Regions from separate parts of the Homo sapiens genome. Here region 2 is linked to region 1. Evidence: read pairs that join two places in POLR2A ChIA-PET (ENCODE). Cell type or tissue: CD4-positive, alpha-beta T cell. All regions are shown on one strand. Region 1 overlaps SEPTIN9 (septin 9). Region 2 overlaps SEPTIN9 (septin 9).

Region 1 (2,500 bases):
CTGGGCTGGCTGCTGCGGCCGCGGACGTGCTGGAGAGGACCCTGCGGGTGGGCCTGGCGCGGGACGGGGGTGCGCTGAGGGGAGACGGGAGTGCGCTGAGGGGAGACGGGACCCCTAATCCAGGCGCCCTCCCGCTGAGAGCGCCGCGCGCCCCCGGCCCCGTGCCCGCGCCGCCTACGTGGGGGACCCTGTTAGGGGCACCCGCGTAGACCCTGCGCGCCCTCACAGGACCCTGTGCTCGTTCTGCGCACTGCCGCCTGGGTTTCCTTCCTTTTATTGTTGTTTGTGTTTGCCAAGCGACAGCGACCTCCTCGAGGGCTCGCGAGGCTGCCTCGGAACTCTCCAGGACGCACAGTTTCACTCTGGGAAATCCATCGGTCCCCTCCCTTTGGCTCTCCCCGGCGGCTCTCGGGCCCCGCTTGGACCCGGCAACGGGATAGGGAGGTCGTTCCTCACCTCCGACTGAGTGGACAGCCGCGTCCTGCTCGGGTGGACAGCCCTCCCCTCCCCCACGCCAGTTTCGGGGCCGCCAAGTTGTGCAGCCCGTGGGCCGGGAGCACCGAACGGACACAGCCCAGGTCGTGGCAGGGTCTAGAGTGGGATGTCCCATGGCCCCCATCCAGGCCTGGGGATATCCTCATCCGCCTCCCAGAATCGGGCCGTGGGGGACAGAAGGGGCCTGCGTGCGGGCAGGGAGAGTATTTTGGCTCTCTCCTGTCTTCGGGGTTTACAAAGTGTGTTGGGACTTGCGGGGCTGCTCTGTCCAAGCCTGGGTCTGGCGTCCGCGTCTCTGAGCCTGTGAGTGCGTGCGCTTTCCTGCGTCCTCTTGACTGCCGGTGCTGGGGCTCTGCGTCCTGCGTCCGCGGGAGTAAATACAGCAGGCGAAGGGGAAGCTCACACAATGGTCTCCAGCGCTCTGGGGCAGGGCTTCTGAGGGGCGGGCCTGCCTCTGCCGGGACCTGGAGCCCCCGCCCCTCGGAGAGGCTCCTAGGCTGACTTGGGCAGAGCCCTCTGGTGGGCCGGGAGGGGGAAAGGCTGTGTTGAAATGAGCAAACTGTCCAGGTGTCAGGCCAAGCTGGGAGGTGACCAGCCTGAGGTCCTCCCCGCTCCATGGCCAGAACCAGGGCTGACATCTGGGTGTCCTGAGCCCAGCTGCCCACACGGCCCACCTGGGGTCAGCCCTATCTGAGTGGGGGAGGCGGGGCCTCCTGGGGGACCAGAACTTTGGCTGGACGCCAAGCAGAGTGCCAGTGGCTGTTCTTCAGGGCTGGGCCTGAGGAGGGTGTGGGGCGGCGAAGGGACGGGAGGGGGTTGTGATCCAGTGGCCACTGGCGCTGTGCAGAGTGTGAGCTGGAAACATCGTAGTTACTTTGTCAGCTTAGTGGTGAAAGCCCTTTTTCAGGCTCTATCCCTTTGCATCCCTGCTTCCCAGAGGGAGGGGAGGTCTGGGTCTGCAGAGCTGGGAGGGCTTGCTGTTCCCGCCCCCCTCCCCCACAACACCTCCTCATCTGGACATCTTTGGGCACATGCTCATACTGGGGTCTCCCTAGGTCCACTGTGTTCCGTTGAGCCTCCTGCAGTCCCCGAGTGAATGTGACCTCCCTGCCCCTGCCTCTTTGCAACTCCTCCCTGCGACCGCTCCTCCAGGGGCCTTCCTTGTCCCAAATGTCCAAGTGGCACGACTTAGCCGGTCTGACCACTTTCCAGTAAGCCCTTATGGAGAGAGGCCCTGTGTTGTGCAGAGCTCTCCTCCTGCCTGCGGGATCGAGGTCTCTGCTCTCAGTTCCTAACAGAAAGTGTCGGGCCCCCAGTGGGATTTCTGGGGAAGAACTCTCGTGTCTCAACGGGAGCCCTGTGGCGGGAGGGGAGGCCAGGGTTTGGGGTTGTGTTCGTTGTACAGCTGTCACCATTTGCACTATGAAAGTTGTTAGTGCCCCTTCCTTGGGTCTCTGGGTGTAACTCCACCCTTGCCCCCATGTGCCTCCATCTGGAGCTGCTTCTGCGGCTGTCTCCCAAGCCAGTTTTGTGACCCTGTAATTTAGTCCAAGACAATGGGCTCATTGAGACCATCCTGGTGCAGCAGTTGGCAATCCTTTGGCTCTGGGGGAAGGTTTCTCAGTCTCGGGGAGTGGGGCCTCAATCTGCTGGTTCCCTGTGTTTATCAGTCTCCCCCTTGTGTGTCCTGAATGGTTTTGCTGGGAATTCTGGTCTTAGAGCCATCAGGTGGCCCGAGTCGATAGGCGTGAGAGAGTGTGTGTGTGCATGAGTGCGCATGTGCATGGGGGCTGACCTGGGGTATGGAAAGGTGGCCCTCCCTGGTGCCCAAGGAGCCTGGAGTATAGTTGGAGGGTGTGGGGGTGTGTATATGGGAGTTGGACAACCTTGGGTGGACAGACAGACGTGGGGAAGGGATGATTGAAGGAGGTGGAGGAGAGAGTGTGATTCAGCCCAGCCAGGGGTGATGTGGACAGGCAGCTTCCGAATCAGGGTAGAGAAAAGT
Region 2 (2,500 bases), 100 kb after region 1:
TGGGAGCTTTGGCAGGGGCCCCAGGGCAGCTCTGCCTCTTTATTTTGGCTGTGGGACCCCTGGTGCACTAGGGTTTCTCAAGTAAGCATCTGTGTCCTGGGAGAGCCATAGGCAGGCCTGAGAGGGCCCCTGGAATCTGGGACCCCCAGCCCGGCCCAGTAGCTGGTACCATCATCTTTCTTGCAAGGGAAGTTATGGAAACTAAGATGCTAATGTGCTTTGATAGGCCTGGGGTGGCTCTAAGCCCTGGGAAGAGCCCTGGCAACTTTCCCTGGCTGGCGGGTAGAATCTTCTCCTGGCAGTTCAGGGCTCTGCCTCCAGCTCCCTGGGGGAGAGCAACTGAGGGAGGAGCTGGAGGCCAAGGCCTCAGTGCTGAGCTGCCTGCACCGCAGCTGCACCTTCTGGGTCCTGGCTGCAGGAACCCCATACTTCTCCAGCCTTTCCATGGTTCCCGAAGACCTGGCCTGGGGAGGGGGTCAGCAGCCTGGGGCTCACCTACCTGGCTTCAAATCCTGGCTCTACCGCTTACTCGCTTTGCGACCCTCATAATTGACAAAAGCCCTCTCGGTCTCGGTTTCCTTATCTGTGAAATGGGACAATAACAGTGGCTACCTTATAGGATTGTGTGATGATCCATCAGTTATAATAGCTCCTGAGCAGCGTTTAGAGTAACACCTGGGGCTCGGTGCAGTGGCTTATGTCTATAATCCCAGCACTTTGGGAGGCCAAGGTGGGAGGATCGCTTGAGGCCAGGAGTTTGAAACCAGCCTGACCAACATTAGTGAGACCCACTCTCTAAAAAAAAAAATTAGAGTAACGCCTGGCACAGAGAGCCCCCAGTAAACCTCGGCTGCTGTGATGAGCTTTGTTTCTTCATTTGTTCATTCATTCACCAGACTTTTTGCCGGGGCTTGCCGTGAGCCCTACGCTGCTCTGAAGAAAGCCGGGCTGGGGTGAGCGTGATGGATGAGGTGTCTGGCTTCACAAACCCTGTGTGGGGGGGTTGTGGTGAGAGGAAACCGCACACATCATTATTCAGTTACCATCGTGGGGAGACTGTCTGGACGCAGAGAGCAGGCTCTGTGTGGGAGCGGGGAGGGCAAGCCCTGGTTGCGAGGCAGGGCTTCCCCAGGATTCAGCAGGGATCTGAAGGACTTTGCAGGCACCCAGGGAGATAGGAGAGGAGGAGGGAGCAGCCCTGGCCGGACACTGTCCTCCTAGCATTGCCTGCATCAGGGACTCACTCAGCTTTAAGAAGCCCCTTTGTGGGGGACAGGGAGCATCTGTTAGTTTATAGGACCTGAAGTGCCCCCATGGGCTCAAGTTTCTGGGAAGGCCTGCAGGTGGCCGTAGGGCTGCCGCAGGGGTGCTGGCCCCAGGGTCTGGATTCAGGGGAGCCTGCAGAGGGAGGGCAGCTGGAGGCTGCTCCAGTGTGCATTGTTACGAGGCAAAGTAAGGAGACTGCTGGGCCCACGCTGGGCCGGGGTGGATGGAGGCAAGGAAGTCTTCGCCGGGGCAAGGGCACCAGCTGTAGATGCCGGCAGCTTTCTCCTGGACACGGGCCTGGAAGGCTGACAGGGTGTGGTGAGTGCCACCGGCTCCCCTGCCGTGGCCTGGTCAGTGGCTTCACAGGCCTCCGTGGGCAGGAGGAGGATGACCTTGCATTCTGCTTGGCCACCATTGGCAGTGACAGACAAGGTGTGTGGGGATGTGGCCATTTCGGTCCGTGCTCTGAGAGCCAGGTGTGGGTTGGGTTTGGGGAAGACAGGGGAATGGCATTGACTTGACCCTGAGCACTTTGTCCTGGGGTGCAGGCCCGGCTGTCACTCCCCTGGAGCTGGGAATGGCATTGGGCGGTGGCTCAGGGTCCCTTGCCCCAGCGGCACCATCTCTGCATTTGGCCAGCAAGGCTGATGGGACTTGTGTGGACATTTCTGGGACGTAGACCAGGCAGCATGACACACAGGGAGGGGTAGGCAGAGAAGGGCGGCCCCTGGGTCTTGGTTTCCAAGTCAGGCTTTGCAAGCCTGCTGTGTCAAGCCCTCTCTCGGCACCAGGCCAGGTGGGCCAGGGTCAGCCCTGGGGCTGTGATGAGTGTGAGTGCCCCTAAAGTGTGTCATGTCCAATAGCTGCCTCCTCTCTGGGCACTGCCTCCCAGCCAGATATCCTACAGCCCCCGTCCCAGCCACAGACAGCAATCTGATTCCCTCATCCTCGGCAGGTCCTGGGGTTGGGGTAAGAATTTGTCACTAAGTGCAGATGTTCCCAGAGGGTGCTGGCTCAGGGCTGCGTGGATTACAGCCCTTTCATCCCTGCCTTAGACCCACCTGCAACTCTGGAGAAAAGATGGCCCAGTGGACGCCTGCGGGGAGGAGGGAGCTGGTCCCCAGGATGAGCAGATTTGGGGGCAGTCCCCATCACGGGACCGGTGACCTACTGCCACCAGCGCCAGTGAATGGCAGAGGGGCCCTGGCATAAGGCCTGGGTTCAGAATGGGAAC

What was found. ChIA-PET counts read pairs that join two places held together with the same protein. Peaks named below come from ENCODE experiments on the same cell type or tissue, not always from the same donor. Only the 100,000 strongest peaks of a DNase experiment are listed, where the experiment ranks them.
Region 2: POLR2A ChIA-PET joins it to region 1 with 15 read pairs; 9 of 35 experiments call an interaction of 5 or more read pairs at or near these places.

The regions. Positions count from the first base shown.
Region 1 is chr17:77,373,560-77,376,059 of GRCh38, forward strand. All of the region lies in intron 2 of SEPTIN9 (septin 9), which reads left to right. Among named protein-coding and RNA genes, the nearest start is that of MIR4316, 22 kb to the right of the region's middle. RefSeq lists an enhancer at 2,078-2,500. In CD4-positive, alpha-beta T cell, CTCF peaks have their summits at 1,033 (motif pointing left) and 1,237; DNase peaks (open chromatin) are centred at 312 and 952; H3K4me3 peaks cover 2,500 bases; H3K27ac peaks cover 1,039 bases.
Region 2 is chr17:77,474,206-77,476,705 of GRCh38, forward strand. All of the region lies in intron 3 of SEPTIN9 (septin 9), which reads left to right. Among named protein-coding and RNA genes, the nearest start is that of MIR4316, 78 kb to the left of the region's middle. RefSeq lists enhancers at 1-237, 238-738, 816-1,656. In CD4-positive, alpha-beta T cell, no CTCF peak of the experiment used is centred here; a DNase peak (open chromatin) is centred at 996; H3K4me3 peaks cover 785 bases; H3K27ac peaks cover 2,340 bases.